Linked DNA regions of Homo sapiens: region 2 is linked to region 1. The links are chromatin contacts, found by Hi-C or POLR2A ChIA-PET in ENCODE. All regions are on one chromosome and are shown on one strand. The core of a region is the stretch at or near the end of the contact, and the rest is flanking DNA. Distances in the headings are between cores, read along the strand shown.

The links. A loop is a pair of places that touch in the nucleus more often than their neighbours do. ChIA-PET counts read pairs that join two places held with the same protein, here RNA polymerase II (POLR2A). Pooled maps may share reads with other maps.
Region 2: a loop to region 1 is called in a pooled map, with 2.3 times the contacts of the local background. The contact joins two enhancer-like sites. A Hi-C loop is called at or near these places in 1 of 50 pooled maps. POLR2A ChIA-PET finds 5 or more read pairs at or near these places in 3 of 52 experiments (CD8-positive, alpha-beta T cell, HepG2 and activated CD4-positive, alpha-beta T cell).

The regions. Positions count from the first base shown.
Region 1 is chr6:129,573,628-129,581,181 of GRCh38, reverse strand. ARHGAP18 (Rho GTPase activating protein 18) reads left to right here. Exons shown (of 15, transcript NM_033515.3): 14 at 1,051-1,112; 15 at 2,578-5,050. The coding sequence ends at 2,669. Among named protein-coding and RNA genes, the nearest start is that of ARHGAP18, 130 kb to the left of the region's middle. Within about 2 kb of position 5,746, at least 4 of the 41 ENCODE cell types and tissues checked have a DNase peak (open chromatin) inside an H3K27ac peak, as active enhancers do.
Region 2 is chr6:129,662,399-129,670,016 of GRCh38, reverse strand. The region is part of intron 1 of ARHGAP18 (Rho GTPase activating protein 18); the gene reads left to right. Among named protein-coding and RNA genes, the nearest start is that of ARHGAP18, 44 kb to the left of the region's middle. RefSeq lists a silencer at 7,268-7,347 and enhancers at 7,368-7,417, 7,448-7,517. Within about 2 kb of position 2,241, at least 2 of the 41 ENCODE cell types and tissues checked have a DNase peak (open chromatin) inside an H3K27ac peak, as active enhancers do.

The DNA of each region.
Region 1 (7,554 bases), core at 4,497-6,996:
AGTCAGACCTGATTTTCTCTTCTCAGTTCCAGAGAGTGTGTCTTCAGGGCCTTATCTTAGTGGTCCACTAACCTTGCCATGCTTCAGAATCCACTATAGAGCATTTGAAAAGCAGTTTCTTGGGCTTTATCCTAGACCAGTTAAATCTGAGTTTCTAGAGCTCTCCATCTGAATTTTTAGCAGGTTTCTCAGGTAATTCTTTTACAGAAAGATAATGACATAATTTGCTTCCACTCTGAGGGTCTGTGCTGCCCTCATTTGCACAACTGACAGAAGAGAATGGCTTATTCTTTTTTTTTTCTTTTTGGAGACAGGATCTCATTCTGTCACCCAGGCTGGAGTGCAGTGGCACAATCTCAGCTCACTGCAACATCCATCTCCTGGGCTCAAGCAGTCCTCCCACCTCAGCCTCCCGAGTAGCTAGGATCACAGACACTCACCACCATGCACGGCTAAATTTTTTGTATTTTGGGTAGAAATGGGGTTTTGCCATGTTGCCCAGACTGGGCTCAAGCGATCTACCTGCTTTGGCCTCCCAAAGTGCTGGGATTACAGGCATGAGCCTTCACACCCAGTCAGAAGCATGTCTTATTCTTCACATGCATCTTGCACACTACTGGAGTTGTCAGCACAGCAAACCCATGATAAATACTTATTGAATAAGAGTAATGTGAAAACTAAAGTGGAAACATTTAATAGTTTTATGAGGACCATTTTGGCTTGTATACAAAGTGGATAATCATATTAATAATTTGATTGGCAGCGGAAATGTTACATTAACTTTTCTTTTGAATTTTACAAATTTAGATACTGGTTTACTACTTTGCCTTCAGATGTATAATTCCATTTGTTTATTTTAATTTACAGGTGTGATACTTTTATTACCTATTGGGTACATTTAACAGATGGGAAAATACAAACGTGTAGATAATTACAGTGTGTCTAAGTTATGAATTTTCCATACCAGCCAGAATTCCCCAAGCACGTTAAAGTGATTTACTTGCAAGCTGTTTGATGATACAACTAATCGGTTTGTTTTGTCCCTCATAGTGGGGTTGCCCAGACTCTCAAGAAAGGAGAAGTTTTTTTGTATGAAATTGGAGGAAATATTGGTAAGCACTTTTTTTTCTCTTTACATTTTATATGCTGTTTTGATATTGCCAGTGGTTATTATTTATGTCTTTGGAGGAAGAACAGGAAATTAGAAGTAAAATATACCATGCTTTAGATAAGTTGCTGAATATTGTGGATTTCTTTAATGGTTTGACCTTTCTCTTCAGGCTCTGTTTGAGCGCCTGTACAAATGCCCATCTATGTTCAATTTCAGCAAAGGCAAGTTCCCTATACAGTAAGAATAACTCCTGGAATGGTTAATGATGCAAGTTTTTCAAAACTCTCTTCTTTGTAATATACTCATGTCACATAGTAAAGGAAGTAGTTGAGCTTATATAAGGCTAAGATAACACTTTATTATAGTACAGTATTAGATATTTTTAGTAAAAGCAGATTTACTTTTGCCATAGTTGATTTCCTGCTAAATTTTATACACATGCACACACACTCAAATTCACATTAGTAATTTAAAAAATGGAATGAATTAACTTTGACCATGTTTTATATTTTACCCTTTTGTAATTATCAGTGAGTCTTAACCATCTCTTTTTAAAAATTTAAAATAATCTTTTTTTCTTTTTTGACTCTTGGAAATGGTAAGGGTAAAATTATTAAGAAATAAATGAAATCATGTTAAGTTCAAAATAGTAATTAAAAATAATTTTGCAATAAATTTTGTAGGGTGTTTTTGTGGGAATTAAAAATGTTAGTAAATATTAAAAGTTAAATATAGGAATGTGAAGGTTTATTCTTAAATAGGCCATGACACTAGAAACCTGGAATTGTTAACTCTATTAGTAAAGGTTATTTAAATATTAATAGATTTGATTTCTTATTTTCCTTTTAGATCTTGGGAATTAAGTGTAGTTTCTTAGGTGGATTCAAAACCATTGCCCCTCCTAATAAGATGATTAAGCTTTTAAGGAACTATTTAAAAGCCTATCATACAAAGTATTTTCAGCTTCCTAAATTAATTTGAAACCTATTCATTTGGAGAAAGACTACCAAATTTATTTTTCCAATTGTTGGCCAATTCTTACAATATTTTGAGAAACAGGAAAGAATGAGAAGTTTTTTTTTTATTATTATTATTTGTTTTGTTTTGGAGACAGTGTCTGCCTCTGTCACCCAGGCTGAAGTGCAGTGGCGCAATCTCAGCTCACTGCAACCTCCACCTCCTGAGCTCAAGCCATCCTCCCACCTCAGCCCCCTGAGTAGCTGGGACTACAGGTGCAAGCCACCATGCCTAGCTAATTTTTGTATTTTTTGTAGAGATGGGGTTTCATTATGTTGCCCAGGCTGGCCTCAAACTCCTGATCTCAACCAATCTGCCCACCTCGGCCTCCCAAAGTAGAATAAGTATTTTGAAGTCCAAGACTTAAGAGTTAAATAATTAAGCTTAAGTTTAAAATTGCATACCAATCTACCTGCTGTATTAAACTGACACAACATCTATTTTAACAGGGGAACGCTGCCTTGATGATGACACTTACATGAAGGATTTATATCAGCTTAACCCAAATGCTGAGTGGGTTATAAAGTCAAAGCCATTGTAGAAGACTTAACAAGCTGCAGATAACCATGTGGACTTCTGTCATAATTCTTGCTGAGTCAAGAGTGTAAATAAAAGAAATGGCAGGACTCATATTATTCAGTTGTACCCAAGTATTTAAAAATGACTCTCTTAAGCCTTAAAAAGTCATAGATTTGTGCTGCTGCCAGAATTATATTAATTATTATTAATGTTATTATTAGAAAAAAAATTTCTGGAGTGAGAGTAAAGAGGCTTAATTAGTTTGTGGGCAGTTTTCATATGCTCTGTGAAATGTGTCCAGATGTGACATAGTTTTTTTTTTTAATATGTGGAAATGTCTTCTCTTCCCATTCTTTTCTCCTAAAATCATATATACTGTAATATATGCTCTCTCACCTCTATTACCTCCTCACATCTACCCTTTCCCAGTTAGGTTTGCTTTTTGACCAAAAAGATAACAAATACCAGGTATGGCAAGTTGTGAAGACAGCACATTAAAACATACCTAATTTCACAGTATTCCTGTCACGACAGAATGTTAGTATTCATCTCTTTGAATCATTTGCTCAAATAATAACATTCCACCTTTTCCTGCTGTATCACAGGAAGTGATTTGCATTTTTTTTCAGTTCATCTGACTTATGTTCACAGAACCGTATCAGCGACCAAGAAAATAGGACTGTCAGAAGCTGCCAGTTATTACTGAACCATTAAATACTTATATACTAAGAATAAATAAAATATACCCATGTGAAATAATAATTGGATTATGGATAACAAGAGAGTGAAAGCCAAAGCACTTTCTGTCTACTGTACTCTTCTAAATGGAATTTTAAAAGTCATAGCTGGCTTTACGTGTTGTCATTATTAGCATTATAAATATGCATGATAGTATAATCCAGTAATGGTTGAAGAATGTATTTTACTTAAAGAGGGATTTTTTTTTTTAAGTCCTGAATAAGTCTACTGGAAGAATTATTCTTCTGGGTGAAAAAGCTTTTGTTTGTGTTCTTATTTTAAATAATCGGAGTCAATTTATTAAAATGTTCTTGAAAGTACTATTCCCAGGGATTTTAATGCACAAACCATATTGTGACAAGAGATGAGCCTCTGTACTGTAAATAAGAAATGAAGTAGAGAAATGTTAAATATTTTATGAGTTTAGAATATAGTAAATAAAAGGTGATGTAAATGAATGCTGCACAAACGGTGTTCATGATACTTTTAGTAGTACTTTAGGAAAAACTACACATTCTCAGAAGCTCTTGATGTCTCTAATGAAGGGGGGGAATGCTGTTAATGAGAACAGTCATAAATTTTTAGCATATAATTACAAGAACAGCCTGTGGATATGATCACTTAAATGATTTTGTGGTGATTCGTGCCATTGCTTTTTTATTTAAAAGAAAATTTTGTAATTAAATGCCTTTTTCTAAATTATCTTCTCTTGGAATCATTACTTTTAATCCTATGTGTTTATGAGTATTTTTGCTTTTTTTTTATTAATATTGAGAAATGGACTTTTTTGTTATTAAAAGTCACCTCTATTTTCTATTTTCTTTGTAATTTTTAAAGTAGGAAGATGTCAGAGATGTAAATATGTTTTCGTCTTTAGTTTTTTTCCTTTTACAAATTTTTATTCTTCAGGATTTTCAAAATACAGTTTAGTCTGTTTCTTTGACAATATGTATTAATTTCCCAATTAGCAAAATGGTACTTATTAGTGGGTTGAAAACAATTAATAATATAAAAGAAAAATTAAGTGCTTAAAACATTTTAGGAGTATACAACTTCAAAAAAAAAGATAGCAGTGAGGATAATGATTTAAGTAAAAGGTTGTCTGAAGCATATGCCAACTAAATTTCGCAACGTTTGCTACCTACCTGAAAAGGAGGGTCAGGAGGGAGACACAACATATTTTTGATCATGAAAAAGTATCTTAATTTTAAAAAAGTGAAAATGCCATTTTATTTTGAATCCCTTTTAGAACTCACGACCCAAGTTCATCAATGTTGAATAATATCACGTTTAAATAACAAAAAAATATGGACTTTAAAAAATCTCAAATTTTTTAGAGACAGGGTCTTGCTCTGTTTTCCAGATTGGAGTACAGCAGTGCATTCGCGGCTAACTGCAGCCTCAAGCACTGGGGCTCAAGCAAACCTCCTGCCTCAGCCTCGTGAGTAGCTAGGACCACAGGTGCATGCCACCATGCCTGGCTCTAAAGAGAAAAAAAACTTGATACCATAGAGCCTTGAATATAAATATCCTGATGTTAACCTACTGCTTTTGCTGTGATTTTTTTTCCTTAGTGAGTTTTAAATCTCAGGCTAGATTTTTATTTGTTTTTCTGTGTGTGTATGAGACAAAATAAAAATAAATATATTTGCCTTGAGTTTAAAACATTTGAATTCTTAAAGGAGGACTGGTTGTCCTGGTAACGTTGGTGATGCTCTTTTCTGAAAGAGGCTTCATTAATCTGTTCTCACACTGCTAGGAAGAAATACCTGAGACTGGGTGAGTTATAAAGAGGTTTAATTGACTTACATGGCTGGGGAGGCCTCAGGAAACTTACAGTCATGGCAGAAGGGTAAGCAAACATGTCCTTCACATGGTGCCAGGAAGGAGAAGGATGAGAAGCACAGGGTGAAGCGGGGAAAAGCCCCTCACAAAACCATTAGATCTTGTGAGAACTCACAATCACAAGAACAGCACGGGGAACTGCCCCCATGATTCAGTCACTTCCCACAAGATCCTTCCCCCAACATATGGGGATTACAATTCAGATTACAATTCAAGATAAGATTCGGGTGGAGACACAGAGCCAGACTGTATCAGAGGTCATTGTAATTCTTTGCACTTACACAATCTTTGCTTAATGCTGCTGTAGGATTCGATGTAAATTCCTTACTAGTACTCTCTGGGAAAGGCAGATTATTTTACCGACTTCAAGGAATTTTTCATTATTGTCTGTCTTCGTTTTCATTAAACTGGTTTGGACTCTCCATCTGATTGTCCTGATTTCTCACCTACTCATCAGTAGGTGGCAGTATTGGTCAGGCATTCCTTTGAATCGAAACTACGGGAAGTTTTTAAAATGAACCCGAGTTCATAGGGAAGTTGCTAAGACTCAGTGCCAGGCATCTGCAAGGCAGCTAGGTAAGAACACTGTGGAGCTCTTGCTTTGATTACCGATTCTGAAATTGTAAATAATTTCAGAGTTTCTATGTTCAATCTGTTTGTCTGCTTTTATCCTTAATCCATTGAATGGGAAGGGCGGTAGAAGAGGACATTTTTCTAAGCTGAAATTAGGCTTTTCACAACGTCCATTTCAAGCAGAACGATTATGACAAGAAGGAAGGCAGTGAACCGGGAAAGTAAGTGAAGGGATGTCTAAGATAAGAAGGCATAATTAACTTTTTTTTTTTTTAATATAGTTTAAGTTCTGGGATACATGTGCAGAACGTGCAGGTTTGTTACACAGGTATATATGTGCCATGGTGTTTTGCTGCACCCATCAACCTGTCATATACATTAGGTATTTCTCCTAATGCTATCCCTTCCCTAGCCCCCCAACCTCTGACAGGCGCTGGTGTGTGATGTTCCACTCCCTGTCTCCATGTGTTCTCGTTATTCAATTCCCACTTACGAGTGAGAACATGCGGTGTTTGGTTTTCTGTTCCTGTGTTAGTTTGCTGAGAATGATGGTTTTCAGCTTTATCCATGTCCCTGCAAAGGACATGAACTCATCCTTTTTTATGGCTGCATAGTATTCCATGGTGTATATGTGCCACATTTTCTTTATCCAGTCTATCATTGATGGGCATTTGTGTTGGTTCCAAGTCTTTGCTATTGTGAACAGTGCTGCAGTAAACACACGTGTGCATGTGTCTTTATAGTAGAATGGTTTATAATCCTTTGGGCATATAGCCAGTAACGGGATTGCTGGGTCAAATGGTATTTCTGCTTCCAGATCCTTGAGGAATCACCACACCGTCTTCCACAATGGTTGAACTAATTTACACTCCCACCAACAGTGTAAAGTGTTCCTATTTCTCCACATCCTCTCTAGCATCTGTTGTTCCCTGACTTCTTAACGATCACCATTCTAACTGGCATGAGATGGTATCTCATTGTGGTTTTGATTTGCAATTCTCTAATGACCAGTGATGATGAGCTTTTTTTCATGTTTGTTGGCTGCATAAATGTCTTCTTTTGAGAAGTGTCTGTTCATATCCTTCACCCACTTTTTGATGGGGTTGATTTTTTCTTGTAAATTTGTTTAAGTTCCTTGAAGATTCTGGATGTTAGCCCTTTGTCAGATGGATAGACTGCAAAAATTTTCTCCCATTCTGTAGGTTGTCTGTTTACTCTGATGGTAGTTTCTTTTGCTGTGCAGAAGCTCTTTAGTTTAATTAGATCCCATTTGTCCATTTTGGCTTTTATTGCCATTGCTTTTGGTGTTTTAGTCATGAAGTCTTCACCCATGCCTATGTCCTAAATGGTATTTCCTAGGCTTTCCTCTACAGTTTTTATGGTTTTAGATCTTATATTTAAGTCTTTAATCCATCGAGTTAATTTTTGTATAAGGTGTAAGGTAGGCGTCCAGTTTCAGTTTTCTGCATATGGCTAGCCAGTTTTCCCAACGCTATTAAATAAGGAACCCTTTCCCCATTGCTTGTTTTTGTCAGGTTTGTCAAAGATCAGATGGTTGTAGATGTGTGGCGTTATTTCTGATGCCTCTGTTCTGTTTCATTGGTCTATATATCTGTTTTGGTACCAGTACCATGCTGTTTTGGTTACTGTAGACTTGTAGTACAGTTTGAAGTCAGGTAGCATGACGTCTCCAGCTTTGTTCTTTTTGCTTAGGATTGTCTTGGCTATACGCGCTCTTTGTTGGTTTCATA
Region 2 (7,618 bases), core at 992-3,491, 92 kb before region 1:
TTTCTACTTGCAATGTGTAACAGGGATTATAGTGTGCCAAAATTATGGTGTCATAGTGAATATATTTAGCATAACTTTTATAATATTTGTTCACTCTAGAAAATTAAGGCAATACTGAAAAGTACAAATAAAACAATAAATTGCCTATAAAACCATTGCTTGAATATAGCTTCATTAACATTTTGATCTATATTATTTTAGTTATTTTTCCTGAATTTATTTATTTTTTTTTTTGAGACGTTTCACTCTTGTTCCCCAGGCTGGAGTGCAGTGGCATGATCTCGGCTCACTGCAAACTTCGCCTCCTGGGTTCAAGCGATTCTCCTGCCTCAGCCTCCCAAGTATCTGGGATTACAAGCATGTGCCACCATGCCCAGCTAATTTTGTATTTTTAATAGAGACGGGGTTTCTCCGTGTTGGTCAGGCTGGTCTTGAACTCCCGACCTCAGGTGATCAGCCCGCCTTGTCCTCCCAAAGTGCTGGGATTACAGGCATGAGCCACCGCGCCTGGCCTATTTTTCCTGACTTTAAAAAGTGCATGTTAGGGCCGGGCGCGGTGGCTCACGCCTGTAATCCCAGCACTTTGGGAAGCCGAGGTGGGCGGATTACAAGATCAGGAGATCGAGACCATCCTGGCTAACATGGTGAAACCCCGTCTCTACTAAAAATACAAAAAAATTAGCCTGGCATGGTGGCGGGCGCCTGTAGTCCCAGCTACTCGGGAGGCTGAGGCAGGAGAATGGCGTGAACCCGGGAGGCGGAGCTTGCAGTGAGCCGTGACCTCGCCATTGCACTCCAGCCTGGGCGAGAGAGCGAGACTCCGTCTCAAGAAAAAAAAAAAAAAGTGCGTGTTAGATGCCAAGCACAGCAGTTGGAGTACGGAGACCACAGAGGAGAGTAGTGCCTGGCTCTGTTTTCACTGAGCACACAGCCTGTCCTACAGACACCGCGTAATTGTTTTATTTCTCTGGAGTTGAGGCAGTCCTATTTGGCCCTTTATGTGAATATTTCTAGTCCTCTTAACAGCCATGCAAGATGATAGGTATTGTTCTTTCATTTTACAAATAAGGAAACAAGTGTTCAAAGAGGTTAGATATTATACCCAGAGTTCTGTGTCCAGTCAGCAGCAAGGTTGTTGGACTTCAAAACCTGCAATTCTCCCTGCAGCCTCAGACTATCACTAAAGGGGTCTCATCATAATTGTGGAGTCATTCAGTGAGTGTTGGAGAAGAGCAGTGCACAACATGGTAGACGTTTAGAGATCGAGTGGAGGACGTTCACTGCAGTGTGGGCGTTAGGGAAGTGTGGAGGGTGTCAGACAGAAGGGGACGGTACAGGCAAGGCTTCTGGGGTAGGAAAAGTGCCTGGTGGGCTCCGGCAGCTGGTACTGTTTGGCCATAGTGGGGGACTTGAAGGGAGAAGTGGGAGAGGAACCCGACGAGGAATGGAGAAAAGCTGGGCAGAGCTCATAGAGTCTTGAACATCAGGCTGAAGAATCGGGACCAGATGGACCAGGCTGCCCTGGGACTGACTTATGGTTTAGAAAGATTTAAAAGAGATTTTGGAGATGTTGAAATGTACTGAGTCCATAGACTGTTTTTAATGGTGTGTGTGTCTGTGTGTGTGTGTGTGTGTGTGTGTGTGTGTGTGTGTGATTATTTGGGTAAATTGATGGTTTGGGGACTAGGGGTTGAGGATGCTGTATTTATATTGCACATGTGCTCCATGCACTGATACCCTTCTTCAATGAAAAAGGTCATCTGAAATAAATATGGCCAGAAATAGTGGGTTTATATCATGTCCTGGCTTGGGAAACATTATCTCTAGAGAAGAACTATTTGAATGAGGGAAATTAATATAAACAAGACCAGATAAGCTTGTTACACGATAATTCCAAATGGATGGCAGGTAGCTGACTAGGGAACTTTACATATCTATGGTATCTTGAAGTTGCAGATTTACTTGCATATCCAAGGGGCATTTGACATACAGAGGGAGAAAGAGTTGGAAACTATTGTCAGCCTCTTTCCTCACTTCCATTTTACTTCCTTTTGATAGATGTGCATGTCTTTCCTTTCCTTTGATGAAAAAGATACCACTGATGCTTTCTTCCCTTGCTTTTCCATTGTTTCATTGTTTCATAACCCTCCTCTCCCTTCTTGATTTTCAATTCTTTTGTGCATGCATATTTCTAAATGCTCAGTAACCTTCCTCCTCTTGGCCAAGAGCCCAGGCAGATATTATCAGACTCCTGTCCTTGGCCAAGAGCCTGCTGGGAACCAGTGAATTTCTTGTCAGTTTCTCCTTGCCCTCCATGTATGTATTGCCTTCTGCTTGGCAAATCCTGACCTGAAGGGAATAGCCAATGCCTTACTAGACACTTTGGATCTCAATATATGTTTCCTGAATGAGTTTATTACTCATGTGAGTAGAGAATCCTTTCACGGCAGGAATTCTCTTTAGGTACCCGTGAATCTAAAGATATATATGCATATATATCCACATACACAACACACACACACACACACACACACACACACACACACATATATATTTTTCTTTTGATATAGACCTGGTTGATGCCTGACTCATTATAGATTTTGATTATATTAAATTTTTGAATGCTTTGTGCAGAAAGCATTTATTAAAGATACAGGGAACTTTTGGCTTATGGGCCAAATAGGGGTTGTAGTTCAATTCTATCTATCCCTGAGAAGTATTAAGAGATGTCACTGTTCTAAAAATGTTGCTAAGATTTTTGAAAACATTGAACAACAGTGCCCACAAGATGGGGATATTATTCCATGGGAAAAAAAAATATATTTTTTTCTTAGTAAAATTGGGGCAGTGTAGGTTCCCCTACTTCCCAGAGTGGGAAGATATTTTTACTCCCTTTAGATTAAAAAAAATGAGTTTATAAAATGAAAATGTATTATAATTTGTAAGTGCTTCAATATTGTGAAACAATATTGACTGATTACTTTTCTCATTCCATATAAGACTTTGAATTTTTTTTTAACAAAGGAGTATTTGTAGATGAATTAGACATTTGACCCTCTGTATAAAAAATCTATGCTTCATCCCAGATTTAAAGGAAGTGCTATTAAGCATCAACAAAGAATAGGAAATAGCTTTTAACAGGTACAGGAGAAAAGAATGGTGTTCCCAATCAACTAAGACTTGTAACCTTATTTGTGGGATGAGATATACACAGAAATGTTTAGTAAACCAGGATGTGGTATTTACAACTGTATATACACTTGTTTTTGATCTCTACTTCTAAGAAGCATTGGTGTCTGTATGTGCAGGTATAGTCAGGATGTAAATCAGTTTATAATAGGATACTTTGCAAGAGAAGTAGCTGGGGAAGGGTGGAGGCAGGCCCTGGAGTCAGGTTGAAGGCATCCCAGAGTGGGGGCCTCCAGGATGTGGCTGAACGGTGTGGAGAGGGCCAGGGGCATTCTTGGTGACGGAAGTAGCATGAGCAACTAGTAGGTGCTCCAAAGGTGGTTTGATGAGGATACTGTATACCATTGGCCCTGTGAATAAGAACCCACAGAAACAGAGGGCCAACTCAGTGACTTGAGCATCCACAGGGCTTGGTATCCACAGGGAGCCCTGAAGCCAATCCCCATTATATGGAGGGAGGAGGACTGTATTGCATTAGTGGTGTGGCTAGACACTTGCCGTTCTTTTGGCTGCCCAGCATCTGAGCGCTCATTCTGGTGTGGGGAGTTCTCTACTTTCGGAGCTTTGCTGGGAGGCAGAATAACCCTCTTTTCCACAGAAAAAGAGGGCAGTGTCAATTGCTACAGGCATTGCTGGTGTGAGCATCATCATCTGCTGCTCCCTGGTGCTCCTGGATCAGTCCATGGCGTGATCTGAGGCATTATTCCTGGCTTTTGGACATTCTGGGAGCCACCTAGTAAGCTTTTAATAAAATTCTCTTCTGCTTGGTTTCATCAGAGTTAATTTTTTTCTATTTTAATTTATATTTTTAATGTATTTATTTTGCCAGTAGACTAGCAGCAGGCAAAGATATCAGAGTTGATTTCTGTAGCTTGTAATTAAAAGTCCTGATAGAAAGAGATGCACATCATTGAGCACTTTCCTCTGTGCCAAGAAAATTGCATGTGTTTTATGTACGTATCTCATTCAAGTTTCTCCTGAACTCTGAAAAGAGGTAACATTATTGGTCTCTCATTCACAGGTGAAAAAACCGAGGTTCAGAGAGGTTAAGCAATTTAATCAAGGTCATGCAGGCAGCAAACAAAGCTGGGATATGATCCAGGCTTTTCTGATAGGGAGACTGTGATCTTAACCTCTTCTGCTCTGCTCTATGTTGTTATTAACTACCTGTTTGTATTTTAGAGCATTTTATTATGAAAGGTTCTTTCGCAGAACATAGTGGAGGCAAGACTTGGCTCTCTTACTTGATTATTTTTTATTTATTTATTTATTTTTTTGGAGACAGGATCTGGCTCTATTGCCCAGGCTGGAGGGCAGTGGCACGATCTTGGCTCATTGCAACCACTGCCTCCTGGGCTCAAGCCATCCTCCCACCTCAGCCTCCTGAGTAGCTGTGACTACAGGCATGCACCACCACACCTGGCTAATTTTTTTTTGTATTTTTAGTAGAGATGGGGTTTCATCATGTTACCCATGCTGGTCTCGAACTTGTGAGCTCAAAGCGATCTACCCGCCTCAGGCTCCCAAAGTGCTGGGATTACAGGCGTGAGCCACTGCACCAGCCTTTTTACTTGATTATTAAAAATAGGATTTGACAGATGTAGATTGTCATTGGTTAGAATGTGGAATTAAACCCTTGTTCTACTTTGCTGTATTGTGTTTGGGGCTGATGTAAAGGCAGAGAGTAGATCCTAAAGACAAACAGGCATAGAAGAGGGAAAGTGGGGAATGAAGAGGTGGGAGGAAAGGAACTTATCACACTTCTAAAAAGTGCTAAAGGCTCTGTCAGAGTTCTGCTTCTCACATCATCAAATTTTCAATAATAACTATTCACCTAGAACAGTCTATACCCGGATATCTGCATGGCTGAAACTCCCTGCCCGCTATCCCCTTCCCCCATTTCATTCAGGTCTCTGCTCAAGTGTCATCAGAGAGGTCTTCTCTTCCATCTATAATAAACTGCTCCCTGCTACCCACCCATCCTCTTAACCCACCTAATTTATTTTCATAGCACTTCTCACCACCTGACTGGTTATACATCTTTGTGTTTACTTTTTGTCTCCTTGCCACTAGAATGTGTAAGTTTCATCAGACCACGGACTGTTTTGTTCACTACTAAATCCCCAGCATTTAGAGTGTATCTGATACATAGTAGATGCTCAAATTCATTTACTTCAATCTTGAGTAAATGAATGAAGGTGAGGAAACTGAGGCTCTGAGAGTTTTAGATAACTTGCCTTTGATCTCATGGAAAATGATGAAACCAAGTTGCAAATTCTAGTCTAGGTGACTCCTAAGACACCACATTTCTCAGGTTCCACTCTTTACTAACATCTCTATTCCTGGGAAAATTCCTCTATTTGTACACAATTTGGGTAAGAAACATCTCATGGGATTTCAAAGTTGAAAAAAAAAAACCTTAAGTAGCCAGTCTAACTTTCCTATTTTACAAATGAGGAAATAACCATGATCCATTGAGGGTAGGTGACTTGATCAAAGTAATACTGCTATTTACTGATAAAGGAAGGACCACAATCAACCTACCTGGTCATCAGTTCAGTCCTATCTCCCCATCCCCTGCTATGTTTATTGCTGTCTTGATAAAGCAAGCCCTATTTGGTGCAGAATTCAGATGCCAATCATTGGTGATGGGTTCGAGATAATGAGTCATGCCATTTTAATCCCATAATATTAACGCAGTAAAGCAGAGGCTGCAAACCCAGAGGCCCACAGGGACCCATAGATAGCATAGCTTTCAGATGGGATTGGTGGGGGCTGTGCCAAACTGGGAGGTAGATAACCTGTTCAAAGGGGCCAGCCCCACCACACCTGCTGCCTGCTCAGAGAAACATGTTACAAGAAAAAAACATGGTAAACCAATTTAAAAATGTTTGAAACACCCTGCTGGCCAAACAAAACACTTCTGGCTGCCAGGTCACCCTGGTGGACTTCAGTTTGCGATTGCTAAAATCTTAGTATGAACAGCTCTTTCCAAAGGAGATTTCAGTACGTGTGGATATGGTGGAGAATATGTGAAGTGCTATCATTGTGGCTAATTGTTCTTTAGCCAAAAGATTAGTGGGTTGGACTGTCAAAGTTCACAGAGTGAAAATAATTAACAATAAAAGAGTATTTATTGCCTGTCTTTATTACCCTGGTGATAAAGTTGAAGAGTAATGTGTTTCCTCTGTCACGATACAATCTGTCCTAATGGAGGATACTTGGTTATGCTGTTTCCTGACTGGGAGTCAGGAGACCTTTTTAGATGTTTGGTGCAGCTATTAACTACCTGGATGTTACTGGGCAAAGCACCCAATTTTTCTGTTCTGCCATATTCACATTTGAGTAATTAAGGACTGGACTTAATTATTGGGGCGTAGGAAACAGGATGCAGAGGATTTTATACCAGACTTGAACCTTGTTTTTTATCTTCATCTCTAGAAAAAAAGAAAAAGCCTGTGTTGTCAGAGCAAGATAGGGACTGGATCATTCGTATCTATCACATATGTCTTTGAGCACATTGATAATCACAGTGTATTTGCTGCTCTTCTTCAGATGAGTCAGCTGTGAAGCTTAGATAGGTTGAGAATGACTGGACTTAGTGATCTCTAGGGTCGTTTCAGCTCTAAACCCTGTCACAGCTTGTGTTACCCTTGCTGGGGACAGATTTCAGAGGCATTTATCATACAGAGTCTTGAGCATGGGTTTTGTGGCCACATGGCCTGGGTTGCATCTTCACCTTCCTGGCGATGTTGATTTTCTCTAAGCCTCAGTTTCCTCATCCTTAAAATGGGGGGTTATAATGACAACTGCCTGGTAGTCTCGTTATTGTGATAATTGCCCCTGACAAATTATTAAATTTAATTCTTACAGTGAAGCAACTGGGCAGCATAAATAATAAAATTTTAATTAACATTTACATTTCAAATGCATGATAATTCTCTTTTTCTGGCAGATTTTAGGCTTTTAAGTTTCTTATTAGGAATTGAGATGTGTTGGAATTAAGAGGTGGCAGGCTTAATCAGTACTGTTCCTCACTTACACATTCAGTTTAGCCTAATGTGCCTCTCTATATTTAAGCAGTACCAATTAATTAAGGCATAGAGAGCAGTGAATCTTGTATCAATGTGAGCTGTAGGTACCCTGATTTTAACCAAACAGCTAACTTTGCCTGTGGCTACAAGGTCATGCTTGTGAATCCTTGCACAGTGAAACAGAAAGAAGGCTTCACATGGGCATTCAGTATCACTCGAAGGAGGCCATCTGACTACAACTTTGCTGTAGAGGGAAGCATGTATTACAGGAGAAGAACTGCTTTAGTAGTGTTCACGGGCTAATGTGAAGGACTTCTGCACTAGAAGAACAAAAACACCTCTCCAGATCCATAGTGGAGCATAATTTAAGGCAAGAGGATGACAATAGACAAATT